2 separate regions of the Homo sapiens genome follow, and region 2 is linked to region 1. A link is an interaction called in ENCODE POLR2A ChIA-PET data of the cell type or tissue named here. Cell type or tissue: MCF 10A. All regions are shown on one strand. Each heading gives the region's core, and the rest is flanking DNA. Links, peaks and the distances in the headings are about the cores only.

Region 1 (8,330 bases), core at 276-8,275:
TCACTGCAACCTCTGCCTCCCGGGTTCAAGCGATTCTCCTGCCTCAGCCTCCCGAGTAGCTGGGATTACAGGCATGCGCCACCATGCCCAGCTAATTTTGTATTTTTAGTAGAGACTACCATGTTGGCCAGGCTGGTTTCCAACTCCTGACCTCAGGTGATCCGCCCGCCTCGGCCTCCCAAAAGTGCTGGGATGGCGTGAACCACTGCACCCAGCCTGCAGTCTTAATGATAGAATTTCAGCCATTTCCTGAGTTAGAAAAAAATATAATAGTAATGAAAAAACAAAAAAAGAGTCATCCCTCTCTCTCTCTGTTCAGTTTGCAAGTTTTCCCCTGTAAGAATTATGCATGAGGCTGGGCTCGTGGCTTATGCCTGTAATCCCGGCACTTTGGGAGGCCGAGGAGAGTGGATCACCTGAGGTCAGGAGTTTGAAACCAGTCTGGCCAACAAGGCGAAACCCTGTCTCTACTGAAAATACAAAAAATAAGCCGGGCATGGTGGTGTGTGCCTGTAATCCCAGCTACTCCAGAGGCTAAGACAGGAGACTCACTTGAACCCGGGAGGCAGAGGTTGCAGTCAGCCAAGGTCACACCATTGCACTGCAGCCTGGGCAACAACAGCGAAACTCCATCTCACAAAAAAAAAAAAAAAAAAAAAAGAGGCCAAGGCCTCACTTTGGGAGACCAAGGCAGGTGGATCATGAGGTCAGGAGATCGAGACCATCCTGGCTAACATGGTAAAACCCCGTCTCTACTGAAAAACCACAAAAAAATTAGCCAGGTATGGTGGCGGGCGCCTGTAGTCCCAGCTACTTGGGAGGCTGAGGCAGGAGAATGGCATGAACCCAGGAGGCGGAGCTTTCAGTGAGCAGAGATCGCGCCACTGCACTCCAGCCTGGGCGACAGAGCAAGACTCCGTCTCAAAAAAAAAAAAAAAAAAAAAAAAAAGAAAAGAAAAGAAAAAAGAATCACGCATGAATATAACAGCTCTGCCATGCAAATATTTTCCTTGATATGAGGTCAGAGCCAGGCCTCAGGCACACACAACTGCATATCCTCCCAGCAGGCACTTTGCTCTCAGTGTAGGCTTGATACCATCTCTGTTCAGTGTGCTGTTGTATTTGAGGTGTTATTTTAATCAAAACTGTTTTTTTTTAAAAAAATCTTCTTTTATTTTTTGCAAAATGGTTTGCAAGTAATAATAATAGCAGATGCTTAGCTAGTGTATACTGGAGACAGATTCTGCACTAAACGCTTTGCATATAGTTGCCCCCACGTAATCTTTCAAAATAACACTGTGAAGAAGGTTCTTTTATAATCCCCATTTACACATGAGGAAACTGAGGCAGCTGGGTTAAATAACTTGCTGGGAAGTTAAGGAGTTAAGATTCCACTCAGGAAGTGGGAAGGGGATGTGGGGGCTATATGGTTTCCCTCTTGCAGGAGGTTGTTGTTGACCTGCCGGCTTCCCATGCGGCTGACAGTGGCTTCTGAGCTCCTGAAGCTTCAGAAGTGTTTGCATTTTATTAGTGTAATGATAGTTTGCAGTATCTAACCCATAGCAGTGTTTCTCAAACTGTGCGAAGGACTAATTTGATTTTTTTTCTTTTTTGAGACGGAGTCTCGCTCTGTCACCCAGGCTGGAGTGCAGTGGCGTGATCTCAGCTCACTGCAGGCTCCGCCTCCCGGGTTCATACCATTCTCCTGCCTCAGCCTCCCGAGTAGCTGGGACTACAGGCGCCTGCCACCACGCCTGGCTAATTTTTTGTATTTTTAGTAGAGACGGGGTTTCACCTTGTTAGCCAGGATGGTCTCGATCTCCTGACCTCGTGATCCACCCGCCTTGGCCTCCCAAAGTGCTGGGATTACAGGGGCGAGCCACCACGCTTGGCCAATTTGATTTTATTTTTAAAAATTTCTGGGGGCTGGGCGTGGTGGTTCATGCCTGTAATCCCAGCACTTTGAGAGGCTGAGGTGGGTAAATCACCTGAGGTCAGGAGTCCAAGACCAGCCTGGCCAACATGGTGAAACCCCGTCTCTATTAAAAATACAAAAAATTAGCTGGGCATGGTGGCGGGTGTCTGTAATCCCAGCTACTCGGGAGGCTGAAGCAGGAGAATTGCTTGAACCCGGGAGGCGGTGGCTGCAGTGAGCTGAGATTGTGCTATTGCACTCCAGCCTGGGCGACAAGGGCAAAACTCCATCTTAAAAAAAAAAAAAAAATCTGGCTAGGCACAATGGCTTACACTTGTAAATCCAGCATTTTGGGAGGCTGAGGTGGGAGAATCCTTTGAGCCCAGGAGTTCAAGACCAGCCTGGGCAACATGAGACCCCCATCTCTTAAAAAAAAAAAAAAAGAATTAGCTGGATGTGGTGGCTCACACCTATAGTCCCAGCTGCTATTCAGAAGGATGAGGCAAGAGGATCACTTGAGCCCAGGAGTTCAAGATTGCAGTGAGCTTTGATCGTGCCACTGCACCCCAGCCTGGGTGACAGAGCAGGACCCTGTCTCAAAAAAGAAAAAATCTCCTAATCATTGCATACAATTTGATAATTGTTATAAGAGTTTCTAAATCCTCTCAATTTCTGACTTATCTTGTTGTAGATGAATAGTGAAGAGTTTGCAGGCCAACACCAGTTCGAGGACAGTATTTTGATGGGCACCAATATGTGGTATCAACAAAGCAGCTTCATACTTTTAAAATTTCATTTCATTCATTCAATACACATTTTTTTAAGTGCTTACTACATAGCAGGCACCCAACTAGGTGCTACAAATCAAGTAGGAAAAAAGAACAACGGGGCCTTCATAAAGTTAACATTCTAGCAGGGAAAGCAGAATTGAAACAATTTACTGAGAATTAATTATTTTTTATAATTAATTATAAAAATAAATACCACTGGGCATGGTGGCTCATGCCTGTAATCCCAGCACTTTGCGAGGCCAAAGCAGGTGGATCACCTGACGTCAGGAGTTCAAGACCAGCCTGGCCAACATGGTGAAACTCCATCTCTACTAAAAATACAAAAAAATTAGCCTGGCATGGTGGCGGGCACCTGTAATCCCAGCTACTCGGGAGGCTGAGGCAGAGAATTGCTTGAACCCGGGAGGCGGAGGTTGCAGTGAGCTGAGATCGTGCCACTGCACTCCAGCCTGGGCAACAAAAGTGAAATTCTGTCTCAAAAATAAAATAAAATAAATAAAAATTAAAAATTAATGCTAAAGAGACGATCAGAATACTCAGCGCTCCTATTGGGGTGCCCAAAGCCAGGCTGATGGGTAAAGGAATGCTTCTCTAAGGAACCCTTCATCTTAGAGCTGAAGAATAAGCAGGGGCTGCAAGGCCCCAAATGGGGAAAGAGGGTTCTAGGGAAAAGGAGGGACAGAGAGAGAGCCCTGGAGCAGACAGACACACAGGAGGCTGCTAAAATAGTGTCCTGTAGGTCTCTAGAGCCCATGCCAAGGATGGTGCATTTTATCTCAAGAGCTATGGAAATCTCCTGAAGGATTTTAAGCCAGGGGTGGGCAAAATGGTCAGATTTACCTTTTAAAAATCATACTTTTACTTTCCCAATAATTTAAACACAGCAGATTTTCATAATAATTGTAACACGGAACTAACAATTCATTACAGAGATTTTCGCATGTGAACAAAAAGTTTGGGGCTGCTAATCTATCGCAAGAGTTATTTTTGATTCCCATGGCTCTACAAACACATGATGTAGACAGTCACTTACATCTCCAAAGAGGTCGCTATGCTCCTTCTGCCTCCTCCTCTCAGTCCCTACCATCCTCTAAGTAGCATCTTAAGAAGAGCGGCTGTGTGAGGTATGTGACCAAACTCCACCCACTCCTCTTTTTTGCACTAACAGAACCACAATTTAGTTCAAGCCAGCAATATTCCCAAGAAAAACTCATTTTTAAACCTATTAAAAGTGACCATGTGACACAGTTCTGGCCAATGGGAAGACAGCAGAAATCTGCTGAGGATTCAGGGAAACCTTTTGCTTTCCAGATGAAAGGAAGCCATCTGGCTAGTACAGTCCTGTCCCCTTCTTCCTACCTTAAAAATCAGTCGTGAGTCCCAGAGGTGCTGCAGCCATCTTGCCATCATGAGGCAACAAGCACAAAGATGACAATCCAACATGGTAAGGTTGGTGGGACAGAAAGAAACTGAGTCCTTGAGAACTCGGCCTCTGTCCACTTCTGTTCTTCTTGTTACATGAGAAAAATAAACCCCTATAGGCTGAAGCTGCTGTAAGTCTGGTTTTCTGATGCTTCAAGTTGAAAGTAAGTGAGCTTCCCAATTGGAAATGGATGGTCCACAAAATCAGATCAACTTGCATAGCACAGTATTCTCCCCCCTGCGGCTGTTCCCATCTTTGAACGTTTAGATATTTCAAAGGAAAAAGCCTTTTCTATTATTTCTGACATGGCTTCGCCCTTCTCACCAGGAGCTGTAACGGGATAAGTAGGCTCTGTCACGGGTCCTTTGTTTCCTAAAAGGGGAAGGCCGGAGACGAGGTTTCATGGAAAATGCTGATATACTACACCACATCAGAATGTGCTGTTCTCATTTATTTTTTAATACAAACCCATCTTTGCATGTGGGCACTGGCAAAGAGTTGATGGTTATGAAATGTTGGGCGACAGTGGTAATATGGGAGGTGACACACAGCAAAGGAATCTCGTCTTCAAATTACACAGAACACAAAACCATTGTGGTTCATGACATAGCTCCCACATTCTTTCCGTATTTATCCAACGGGGCTCCAGTGAATTGGATGGTGTCTTCTGTTTGTTTAGTGAGTGTGTAAAACTCCTGGACAGGGTTGTGTGAAGCAATGTGTAAAAGCCACAGTCGCCAGCCTGTTACCGCTACCTTATGTCCATTTTCCTCTGTGCCACGAGCTCTGCGGAGAACCAATGAGAACAGTTGGTACAAAACTCAGGGAAGAAGTTCAGGAAGTAGTTGTCAGAAATGATGCACGCTACAGTTACTATATTCAGTGCCAAAGCAATTCATTTATCTTTACAGACACACACAAGCAGAAAGGGTGAATTCAAAGGTAGTCCTCTGGGCAGAGAAAACATTGCAATTCTAGACACACACTGTCAAGAAGCCCATATGTCTGCAATGTAAAGGGCTTTTTTAAGATTATAAGCTGTCTTTCAAACACAGCAGCTTCTTCTAAAAATAATTCCATTTGATCAGACAAAGTGGGAAGAATGCTACTGGTTGGTATCTCAGGGGCAAAGATAGAATCAAAACAGAGTATAATCTCTCATGCCTACAAAAGGGCCCCAGGAAGGACTATTCATCAAAGAGGAGATGTTTTAAAGGAACACATACACTATGAGAGTGGCCAAAGGAAAATATAAAATGCTGAAATATATGCAAAATGAAGCCTCTGTGGTTTATAATGAGGCTGAAATCTCACTGATGGGGTCTGGCTTAACTCTGAATTAAGAGAATGAAGCTGAAATCCCCATGACCTTGAGGCAGCAGCTGAAGACTTCAATGTATGTACATTTTCGGTCACTCAACTTTTGTAACATCTGGAGCATGATTAATGCTGTGAGGGGTTTAAGAACTTTTATTGGCACTAATAGTCATTGGTTGCCACTAAAAAATGGTCCTGCTGCCAGCAAAACAAATGGTTAGGCATTTAAAGCCCCTATCAGGGTGGAAAAGGGCATTTTGCCAATTTTAGTTTCCTCTTGGAAACCGTGTGGTCAATTTTCCAAACTATGTTTGAACTTCAAAAGTCCATACTTGCTGCACTGGGTTAGATGGGCTTCCTGGTATTTCAAAGAAGTTTACAAAATCTTTGGAAAGTCTAAAAGTTTTAAGATCACAATTTGGAGAAAAAAGAAATATTATCAATAAATGTGCAGAAAAATACCTTAGGAGAATTTAAAATATTAACAGCAGTTACATGTGGAGTAGTAGAATTACTACTTCTTTACACATTTTGCATTTTCCAAAATTTCTATTATAAGCATACATTATTTTTATAATCAAAAGACTTTATAAAGTACTTTTAAGAAGAAAAAAATTGTTTCAAGACTTCCTTCAAAAACCAGGCAGCTTTCTATAAAGAAAAAGGTGTTAGGCCAGACACAGTGGCTCACACCTGTAATCCCAGAATTTTGAGAGGCTGAGGCAGGCGGATCCCTTGAGGTCAGTAGTTCAAGACCAGCCTGGCCAACATGGTGATACCTCGTCTCTACTAAAAATACAAAAATTAGCTGGGCCTGGTGGCACACACCTATAATCCCAGCTACTTGGGAGGCTGAGGCAAGAGAGTCGCTTGAACCCAAGAGGCAAACATTGCAGTGAACCAAACTCATGCCACTGCACTCCAGCCTGGGTGGCAGAGTGAGACACCATCGAAAAAAAAAAAAAAAAAGGAAAAAAAAGAGAAAAGAAAAGAAAAAGGTGAGTTGGATTCCACCTTTGGCACTCACTAGTATGTAACCTTGGTATTAGAGATAAGCATTATATGATTAAATTAAATAGATATAAAGTGCCTGCAGGGGTGCAAGACATATTGTAAATGCTTAATAAATGTGAGTTAGCATCATTATTTCACCTCAAATGAAGTTCAACATTCAAAACAGTATTCAAAGGGCCCCAGGTATAGAATTCTATTCTGATGAGAAATTTATCTGAAAATTTTTTTTGTTTTTTTTTGAGATGGAGTCTCGCTTTTTCACCCAGGCTGGAGTGCAGTGGTGTGATCTTGGCTCACTGCCAGCTCTGCCTCCTGGGTTCAAGCAATTCTGTGCCTCAGCTGGGATTACAGGCGCCCACCACCACACCTGGCTAATTTTTTTGTATTTTTAGTAGGATGGGGTTTCACCATCTTGGCCAGGCTGGTCTTGAACTCCTGACCTCATGATCCACCCACCTCGGCCTCCCAGAGTGATGGGATTACAGGCAGATTTTTTTTTTTTGAGACGGAGTCTCACTCTGTCACCCAGTCTGGAGTGCAATGGCACGATCTCGGCTCACTGCAAGTTCCGCCTCCCGAGTTCATGCCATTCTCCTGCCTCAGCCTCCCGAGCAGCTGGGACTACAGGCACCCGCCACCACGCCCGGCTAATTTTTTGTATTTTTTAGTAGAGACGGGGTTTCACAGTGTTAGCCAGGATGGTCTTGATCTCCTGACCTCGTGATCCGCCCACCTCGGCCTCCCAAAGTGCTGAGATTACACAGGCATGAGCCACCAAGCCCAGCCAACCTGGATTTTTAAAAGGAAGGAAAACTGTCCTGAAAATAGGATTACAGAATAGTCCTTTCATATTGCCAAAGTGTGGGAATTCTCCCTTTCTCTCCAACTCCATGGTAAGGAGGAAGGGATCACGATGAGAAATTTACACAAATTGATTGGATGCCACTGTTAGGGATCAGAATCTGGCTTCCTTACACCTCCCATTGGCTTCCAGACAGATTAAAAATGTGAGACTCTCATGACCACTTGTCAGGGATCCCCATGCCTGGGTCGGGTGCAGTGACGTGGGTCACAGCAGCTGCCATTCCCACAGCTGTTGGCCATCAGCCCTGGCAGGGGCTATTTCAGGTTTTACTGAGTATTTCTTGCCCCACTAGTAAAGCTTTGAGAAATGCTTTGAACTATCCAAAGACCAAAAGGCCCTCCCAGCCTCCATTCTTAAGAGAACAGTCTTCTGCTAACTTAGCCTCAGTGACGGTAGGGTTTCTCTCCTGCTGGGCAGAGACTGTCCCCCGCTAGGCCATAGCTTTCAGGGAACAGAACCATAAACCTCCTTTCTCCAAGTCAAAACTTTTTGGAAAGATTTTCTGCTCAATTTTTCTAGTCATTACAGCTAAATATGTCTAGTTTTAACTCTTTCCCTGCGGTGAGGGTAGTGAATCAGTGTCTGAAGAGTTGAGGAAGAATAATACTAGCTAGCATTGATTACCACTTACTCTGTGCCTGACATTGTTCGAAGCAACTTCTGTATTGCTGTAGATAGGTCTCACAACAACCTCAGGAGGTAGATACAGTTATTATTACTATTTTATAGAGGACTGGCCCCAAATTACTATGACTCCATGGCCAACTTGTTGTATGTACAGGCCTAGGAGCATCCTTTTCTTTCTCTCTCTGTCTCATAAAATTTCTGAAATGATTACCAGTTAAAAATGAGCAAGTTTGAGCCAGACAGGTGCAGTGGTTCAGGGTTGTAATCCCGGTGCTTTGGGAGGCCAAGATGGGAGGATCACTTGAGCTCAGGAGTTCAAGAGCAGCCCAAGCACCTATTGGGACCCTGCCTCTAAAACAAATTTTTTTTTTTATAATT
Region 2 (8,330 bases), core at 238-8,237, 66 kb before region 1:
GCCCCATTGTAGACCAGACAAACCAAAATAGCAGCATCTTCTGTTCTCCGCCTTAGAGAGATTCACTTAAAATCCCGAAGTCCCAGATGTGGACGACAATGGAAGCTGTTGTTGCAAATTAGTGATCCTGGAACAGCTGAGAGGTAGGTTGTCGGAAAGCAGCCAGTATAGTGAGTTGGGCTGTGAAGAGAGAGAGAACAATTATGCAGTCACTCCATTAACCCAATTAGCAAACAGCGGCAGGAATTCTGTTAATTGACAAAGAAGCACGGTAGGGAAGGTGGGAAAGGGGGACAGCGACCTGGGTGGGGGTGCTGCAGGGGGAAGAGGGGTGTGATGGGGCTGGGGAGGGAAGAATTGCTGCTGGGATGAAAGGGCCAGGAATAAAACTTCAGCTAGGCTGGCGTGGTGGCTCACGCCTGTATTCCCAGCACTTCGGGAGGCCGAAGCGGGCAGATTACCTGAGGTCAGGAGTTCAAGACCAGCCTGACCAACATGAAGAAACCCCCATCTCTACTAAAAATACAAAAAATTAGCCGGGTGTAGTGGCACGCACCTGTAATCCCAGCTACTCGGGAGGCTGAGGCAGGAGAATTGCTTGAACCTGGGAGGTGGAGGTTGCAGTGAGCTGAGATTGTGCCATTGCACTCCAACCTGGGCAACAAGAGCGAAACTCTGTCTCAAAACAAAAACAACAACAACAAGAAAACTTCAGCTATTTCTATGCTGGCAAAAGTTATTTTTATCATTTTTTAAACGTTCTGTTTTTTTTTTAAACCATGCCCTGGAGCATTTGGATGAACAGTGTTTGCATTAATTAATAAATCAGATGACATCTCCACTCAGCAGAGGGCTTTGGTGTAGAAAAGCTCCCAGTGGCCTGCAGAATGGTGATTGCGGAATCTTGATTGATCACAGCTGTCATGTCATCAGTCATGCAGTCCAACATGGCGCAAAGGCTCACTTGGGTTTTGTGGAGGTTGTGGGGAGGACACAACATGAATAAGGTAATGTCTGCATATACCACTAGCTATAATAAGCTGTGTTTACGATCGAGTCCCAAAATTCTGCTGAGCCTCTGCTCAGGTTCATTGGGACTGGTTAATTGGGGGTGGCAATTAGGGAAAGCTGCAGAGAGGAGCTGGATTTGGGAAATAAAGGTCAGATGATGACTGATGGAATGGTCAGGCTTTCAGATACAAGGTGGGCATGAGAAAAGGCCCAGAAGACAAGCTTTTAGGAAGCAGATGCAGCCCTTCTCCAGGGGGAAGTTGGGGGTGGGAATATGGCAGAGATGTCTGAGATGACCGTTTGAGAAAGAAGGCACTGGAGTGGGCAGTGAGGACTGGAACATGGTGTGGAAGGTCCTCCCACCTCCCTGTCTCGACTTAATTTTTTTTAGAGGCAACAGGGTTAGGGACTGGCCTAGGAGCTTAGTGTGGCACCTGGGGCTGCAAGAGCCAGCATGCTGATAACCACAGCTTTCTCGCAGTAAGTAAAGGGAGAAAAGGGTTTGAGAACTATCAGAGCTCAGCGCCCTGAGCTGGGAACTGTGGGAGGACAGATGGAGAAGATAAGCCCAGAGAGGGGGGGTGAAATCATAACCAATTAGGTGTCTGTCCTGGATCCTTCTCGACTCAGACCTGAGAGCCACTGTTCCCAGCTCCCCTGGCTTATCACTCCATTATCACTTTCTCTACCCAATTTCTCTGCTTTGCTCTTATTCTCTTCTCACCTCATCCAGCTTTCCAGCCACTGTGAGAGAGAAAAATTGTAAAACATGTAAAGCTTTTGTTTGTAGTGCACAGATGAGGTGCACTGCATCTCTTGTTTGACCAGTTGCAAGGCTGGTGTGTCTGGTTGCTCAATCTCCAGCTATTTTGCTGCCTCTTACGATTGGTGCCCTGTCGTCAGGACGCAGGGCCCGGGAGGGCAGGCACTGGCCTTTGTGACCATAATACCTCTGACAGGACCATGCAGATAGTCCTGCTCAGTGGGTATTTACTGATGACCAAGATGACAACACATGGGGAAGATACCCACCCAAGTTTTAAGAAAATATTCTTTAATTGCTGACGGATAGAATTTCTGTATCCCCAGAGATGATGTCTCAGGGCATACGTGTTGAGATCTGTGGAACTGTCTGTGCGTAGGGGTGAGGGCTGGCTTGGCTTCTGGGCCTCCTCCTGGGTATGGGTCACCAACAGCCTCATGGGCACTACCTTTCTCCTCACATTCCAGTTTGAAACCACCCAGGCCCCTGGAAGCCCCTTTCTCTGCACAAGGCTGGGATCGTGTTTGTGCATGAACTGTTGGGTATTCTATACCCGCTCTGCGCCTCATCACACAATACCTCCCTGTTCTCAAAGCACCAGCCCAAAGTCACTCCAGCTTCTCAAGTTTCATAACTGCCCAGCAAACTGCACCTGGCCCTTCTTCCCCTGGGGCTGCAAGGTTGGAGGCCGAGTGGATGGCCGCCTGGTTTTCCCCACTCCCTGCTCAGACAAGTCCAGGCCCCCCAGGTGACTGGGGTTTTGGAGACTCATTCTTGTGCAAGTCAGAGAATGCTTCTGCGACTCAGGACATCTTTCAGGAGGAAGCTACCTCTTGTTCCGTGCAGGAAGAGGCTAATCAGGTCTCAGGCTCACCTGTGGGCAGAAGTAGGCAAGCTACTTTGGAGTGCAAGGAAGTAGGGATCAGCAGTGGCATGGTGCCCTGAGAGACCCCCAGCCCCGACCTAGAGAATTCCTGACATACCTCCCAGCTACGCTCAGCTGTGAGGCACACACTGAGCTCTAGGCCAGCCCTGACCTTGGAGCTTCCACCACAAGCACAAACAAGGCCTTTAAAAAGCTTCCTAACTTCCTGGGGCGGGGGTGGTTGGGGCCAGTGTGTTGATTGCCGTTGTGTCATTTTCTGGTGTGGTTCCAGGTGGCTGGCGCCACTGCTTCTCCTCCATCCAGATGCTGAGGCCAAGGGGGCTCAAGGGGGCAAGTTGCTTTGAAGCTCCCGGCGCTGACCTCTTGTGCCCCGTCTTGGTGTTGGGAAGCCTCACAGCTGTTCTGGGCCCGCAGAGCCTTCTCCTCGTTGACTTGGGGCTTTTTGGATCAGGATGTTGGTGAAGCAGAGTTTTGGCAAGAGCCTTGGCAGCTGCTGCCAGTAAAGAGGCTGAAGGAAGATAATTAGACCTGGTAATTGGTTGCTTTTTAGCGACTGTGGCTGGGAGAAGACACTGAAAAGCTGTCCTCCAGGACCAAGGCTAAACTGTCCCCATGCTAGGGGGAAATGCTGGACCCCAGCTAGTCCTGCATGTCTCGTCACATCTTACCTGACACATCTATCTGGCTGTGAAATGATTCTTGAATCCCATCCCACCCCCACAAAGCAGTGTGGGTTTACCTCGCCTGTGTTCATGCTCTGTTACACCCAAGCCTGGAACCAGGCATCTGAAAACTTTGAAACCAGAGGTAACCTTTAGATGGAGTTACTTAACTCTAGCTGCTCCAGAAAGATTCTGTGGGGCTTACTGTGAAGGACTTCATTAAAGGCTTTTGTTTTTGGACAGAGCTGACTCATCATTTCCCCAAGATAAGTTTGCTTCTGGGCAGTTTCCAGGCTCCCATCTCTCCAGTTGGCCATTTTGCCAGACCAGATGGCTCATATTAGATCTCAATTTACAACTTGCCACCCCTTGTGGGCATGTGTTCTGGATTCGTCCCAGCCTGAGCAGCTGATTCACTCGGATGTTCTGGGAAGCCCTTACCGTTTGATTCCACTTCACCGTAGATGCCGTCCATGGGTCTGATTTCCAGTTTCTGTGTGAATCCTGCTGACCTAAACCCTGACACAGAAGTGTAGCCCTGGGAGCCTAAAGATGGACCTCGGGCGGGGTCCCCAGCAGCTCTGCATTGGGTCCTTGAGAGGGGCACTGCCTTAGGGAGGGCTGATCACTCAAAGTCTATGAAAGGATGGACTAGATTGGAATCAAGAATCTGCTTTTGTGGCTATGTAATATCTTAGAGAAAAGCAGAAGAAAGAATGGAGGACCAGTTTGAGTTCTGCGATTTTAGGTTTAAACAGGTGGCCTTTCTGCTGGCGTCCCCTCCTGACCAGTTATCCATGCATTTGTTCAGATGCATGAATAGATGGTTATTGAGCATATACTCTGTGCCAAATGTAATGCCTAGGGCTCAGGAATAAGGATCAAAGGACAGTTCTTGCCTTCAAGGGACTTACTGACTGATGTCTGAGATAGGCAGGTGCTCACAACAAAGTGAAAGTTGGTATAGTGCAGTGATCAAGAATGCAGACTCCGGAACCAGACTGGCTGGATTCATATTCCTGCTCTGCCGCTTACGAGCAGTGTACCTTTGGGCATATTTCCTAACTGCTACATGCACCAGTTTCGTCATCTAGAGAATGGGAATAATATTGATACCTACCTCAGTAGACTTCAATTACTTAGAACTGTGCCTGGGAATAGTGAGGATGGTATACACTGGGGAAATTTTTAAAGCTATAGGCCAGGCACAGTGGCTCATGCCTATAATCCCAGCACTTTAGGAGGCTGAAGCAGGAGGACTGCTTGAGCCCAGGAGTTTGAGACCAGCCTGGGCAACATAGCAAGACCCCATCTTTACAAAAAATAAAAATTAACCTGACATGGTGGCATTTGCCTGTAGTCCTAGCTATTTGGGAGGTTGAGGTGGGAGGATCGTTTAAGCCCAGGAAATAGAGGCTGCAATGAGCTGTGATTGTACCACTGGACTCCAACATGGTCAATAGCGAGAACTGTCTCAATAAAGTAAAATTGCCTTGGCGTGGTGGATCACACCTGTAATCTTAACACTTTGAGAGGCTAATGTGGGAGGATTGCTTGAGCCCAGGAGTTCGAGACCAGCCTGGGCAACATAACGAGACCCTGTCTCTACAAAAAATAAAATAATAAGCTGGGCGCAGTGGCTCATGCCTATAATCCCAGCACTTTGGGAGGCTGAGGTGGGCGGACCACGAGGTCAGGAGATCAAGACCATCCTGGCTAACACGGTGAAACCCCATCTCTACTAAAAATACAAAAAATTAGCCGGGCGTGGTGGCGGGCGTCTGTAGTCCCAGCTACTAGGGAGACTGAGGCAGGAGAATGGCGTGAACCCGGGAGGCGGAGCCTGCAGTGAGCCGAGATTGCGCCACTGCACTCCAGCCTGGGCAACAGAGCATGACTCCATCTCAAAAATAATAATAAAATAAAATAATTAGCCAGGCATGGTGGCACACACCTGTGGTCTCAGTTCTTCGGGAGGTTGAGGTGGGAGAATTGCTTGAGCCTGGCAGGTAGAGGCTGCAGTGAGCCAGGATCATGCTGTGTACTGGTCTCACAGAGTGAGACCCTGTCTCTAAAATAAAATAAAACAAAACAAAGCTACAGCTCCACAGGGAGCAAAGGACTTAAGAGGAAGGAAGGGGTCGTATAGAAATCCCAGGAATCTGGGATTCTGGCATTTATAACCAGGAAAGCTGAATTTGAGTTTAGAGTCCACTACAATATATTTATTTGATTTTGAATAATTACAACCTTGATTTGCTCCTTGGTAAGGTAGAAATAGTAATATCTTCCTTTCCAACCTCATTGGGAAAAAAGAGAGAAACCAAAATTTGTATCTATTATGTACCATATGGTTTTATTCTGAGAATTGAGAGAAATAACATATTTTAAGTGTATGTAAATTTTTTTTTTTTTGAGATGGAGTCTCACTCTGTTGCCCAGGCTGGAGTGCAGTGGCGTGATCTTGGCTCACTGCGAGCTCCACCTCCCGGGTTCACACCATTCTCCTGCCTCAGCCTCCTGAGTAGCTGGGACTGTAAGCACCTGCCACCACGCCCGGCTAATTTTTTCGTATTTTTAGTAGAGATGGGGTTTCACCGTGTTAGCTGGTATGGTCTCGATCTCCTGACCTAGTGATCCACCCGCCTCAGCCTCCTAAAATGCTGGGACTACAGGCGTGAGCCACCGTGCCCGGCCAAGTGTATGTAAATTTTAAAAATGCATTGTAAACTGTAAAGTGAACCACAGGATAATCATGATTTTCTCCCTGTTCCTCCTGTCCCCCAGGTTGAGCATGTGGATAACTGAGAGATGATGAAAAAGGCAGGCACTCTGGGCTGACTTTCATTATAAATAGTAGGTACAGCTGTGGTACTGTTTTGCCTCCATGCGATTCTCCATGTTTTCCATGTTATTTAGTTCCTGATTACTAAAGCTTTGAGGTACCAGAGGAGGCTGGTGATTTCCTTTAGAAAGAGGAACTGGGAGCAGCAAGAATCATAGTGAGATGTGCTGAGCTTTTCAGAGGAAAAGTTCATGGATGATGCATCTGACGTGATGAGCACAAACATTTCCCAGCGCAGACCCAGGTCCTTCCAGGTCTGAAGGAGCTGAGTTCCCAGCTCCTGTGAGCCTCACTGTGTCTCAGGGCTTCTGAAAGGCAGGTCCTGCATATAGTGCAAGCTTATAAATGGAAGTGAGTGAGGGGGATGGCAGGTGTGATGGGGATGCCAGCCTTGCTGTTTTCTCACAATCACAAGGAGCTTTCACTTGTCTGGGAGACTTCTTGGCAAGGTTGCAGAGCTCACCACCAAGATTAAAGGCCGGCTGGCCAGGCAATGGTAGAGGGGAGGAGGAAGTCTGCAACAGGACGAGCAGGCAGCATTTGGGCCTGTTTGGGAGACTGGCCAACAATAACGGGATTACCATCCGCTGCCCTGATATCTGCCAGGAAATTGTGAGATGAAATTTCAAGGACCCTACCACAGAGTCAGAGAGTGTGTGGGATGACTTGGCTAAAAGCAAGAATCCTTGGGGAAAAAGGTCCAGTTTCCTGGTGTTCCATTTGTCTGTTTGCAGAACGGAAGCTCTGCCAATTCCCTGGCTCTCTTCTCAGCCTCTCCCAGGCCTCTGACAACCCTAGACTCTAAGGTTGAGAAGGGAACTACCTCGGAGACTTTTATCCAACTCTCAATAAATGGAGGAAAACAGCCATGACCCTGCTTGACGACTTAACCAATCTGAGCCTCAATATTCTCAGCTCATCTTACAAGGCTCTTATGAGGAGCAGTTGAAACAATGCATGTGGAAATTCTTTGTAAAGTGCTTTAAATGGGGCCGGGGGCAGTGGCTCACGCCTGTAATCCCAGCTTTGGGAGGCCGAGGCAGGCAGATCACCTGAGGTCAGCAGTTTGAAACCAGTCTGGCCAATATGGTTAAACCCCATCTCTATTAAAACTGCAAAAATTAGCTGGCCTGTGGTGGCACAAGCCTGTAATCCCAGCTACTCAGGAGGCTGAGGCAGGAGAATCGCTTGAACCTGGGAGGTGGAGATTGCAGTGAGCCAAGATCGTGCCACTGCACTCCAGCCTGGGCCACAGAGGGAGACCATGTCTCAAAAAATAATTAAAAAAAAAAAAAAAAAAAAAAAAAAAGGCCAAGCATGGTGGGCTCACGCCTGTAATCCCAGCACTTTGGGAGGCTGAGGTGGGCGGATCACCTGAGATTAGGAGTTCAAGACCAGCCTGGCCGACATGGTGAAACCCCCATCTCTACTAAAAATACAAAAATTAGCCGGGCTTGGTGGTGCGGGCCTATAATCCCAGCTTCTCAGGAGGCTGAGGCAGGAGAATCACTTGAACTTGGGAGTCAGAGGTTGCAGTGAGCTGAGATCATGCCATTGCATTCCAGCCTGGGCTTTGTAAGAGTTTGTCTCAAAAAAAAAAAAAAAAAGGTGCTGTAAATGGAAGGAATTGCTCCAGGTATAGAATCAAAGGCCCCGAGGGTAAGAGGAGCCAGCGGAGCCTTTGGGCCTGGCTGTCCAGTTCTGCCAAGTTCTACTGAAGACAGAGAGAAGGGATCTTTCCCAAGGACCTTCTTTCTGGCTCTGTCAAATATGAGCCTCCCAGGGTCTCATTGGTGTTCTGGGTTCCTTAACAAAAAGGAGTTTGCAAAGATCACAGAGCTGACTGGTTTTCTTCTCTGGACAATGTTTACTGTGACTGCCTCTCTCTCCCGCCCCCACCACTGAACAGCATGGCAGCTTCCCAGTCCAGGGACCCGTGGGGGCCCTGTTTGCAGCAGGATTTGTGTTAATAGCACGACAGTGTCTTTACCTTTTATCTAGCAAGAGTGAGTAATCTGTTTGGGATATTTAACAAAAACCAGACATTACCTCACTGGTGTCTTATCCAGAGCTGCTCTAGTCTTCCCATTAATTCCAGCAATTCGGGGTCTTTTGCCACGTTAAGCAGTATGGGGAGAAATCCATGGACTCTTTTTCTCTGGA

The links. Peaks named below come from ENCODE experiments on the same cell type or tissue, not always from the same donor. Only the 100,000 strongest peaks of a DNase experiment are listed, where the experiment ranks them.
Region 2: POLR2A ChIA-PET joins it to region 1 with 12 read pairs; 14 of 35 experiments call an interaction of 5 or more read pairs at or near these places.

The regions. Positions count from the first base shown.
Region 1 is chr1:225,696,842-225,705,171 of GRCh38, reverse strand. LOC102723834 (a long non-coding RNA gene) reads right to left here. Exons shown (of 4, transcript XR_426933.4): 2 at 4,066-4,915. Among named protein-coding and RNA genes, the nearest start is that of ENAH, 48 kb to the right of the region's middle. RefSeq lists an enhancer at 4,217-5,416. In MCF 10A, for the core only: no CTCF peak of the experiment used is centred there; a DNase peak (open chromatin) is centred at 4,741.
Region 2 is chr1:225,762,452-225,770,781 of GRCh38, reverse strand. LOC124904527 (a long non-coding RNA gene) reads left to right here and starts at 6,034. Exons shown (of 2, transcript XR_007066905.1): 1 at 6,034-6,178; 2 at 6,902-7,478. RefSeq lists enhancers at 1,517-1,686, 2,599-4,094 and a silencer at 2,304-2,475. In MCF 10A, for the core only: no CTCF peak of the experiment used is centred there; DNase peaks (open chromatin) are centred at 2,491, 2,881, 3,631, 6,771 and 1 weaker place.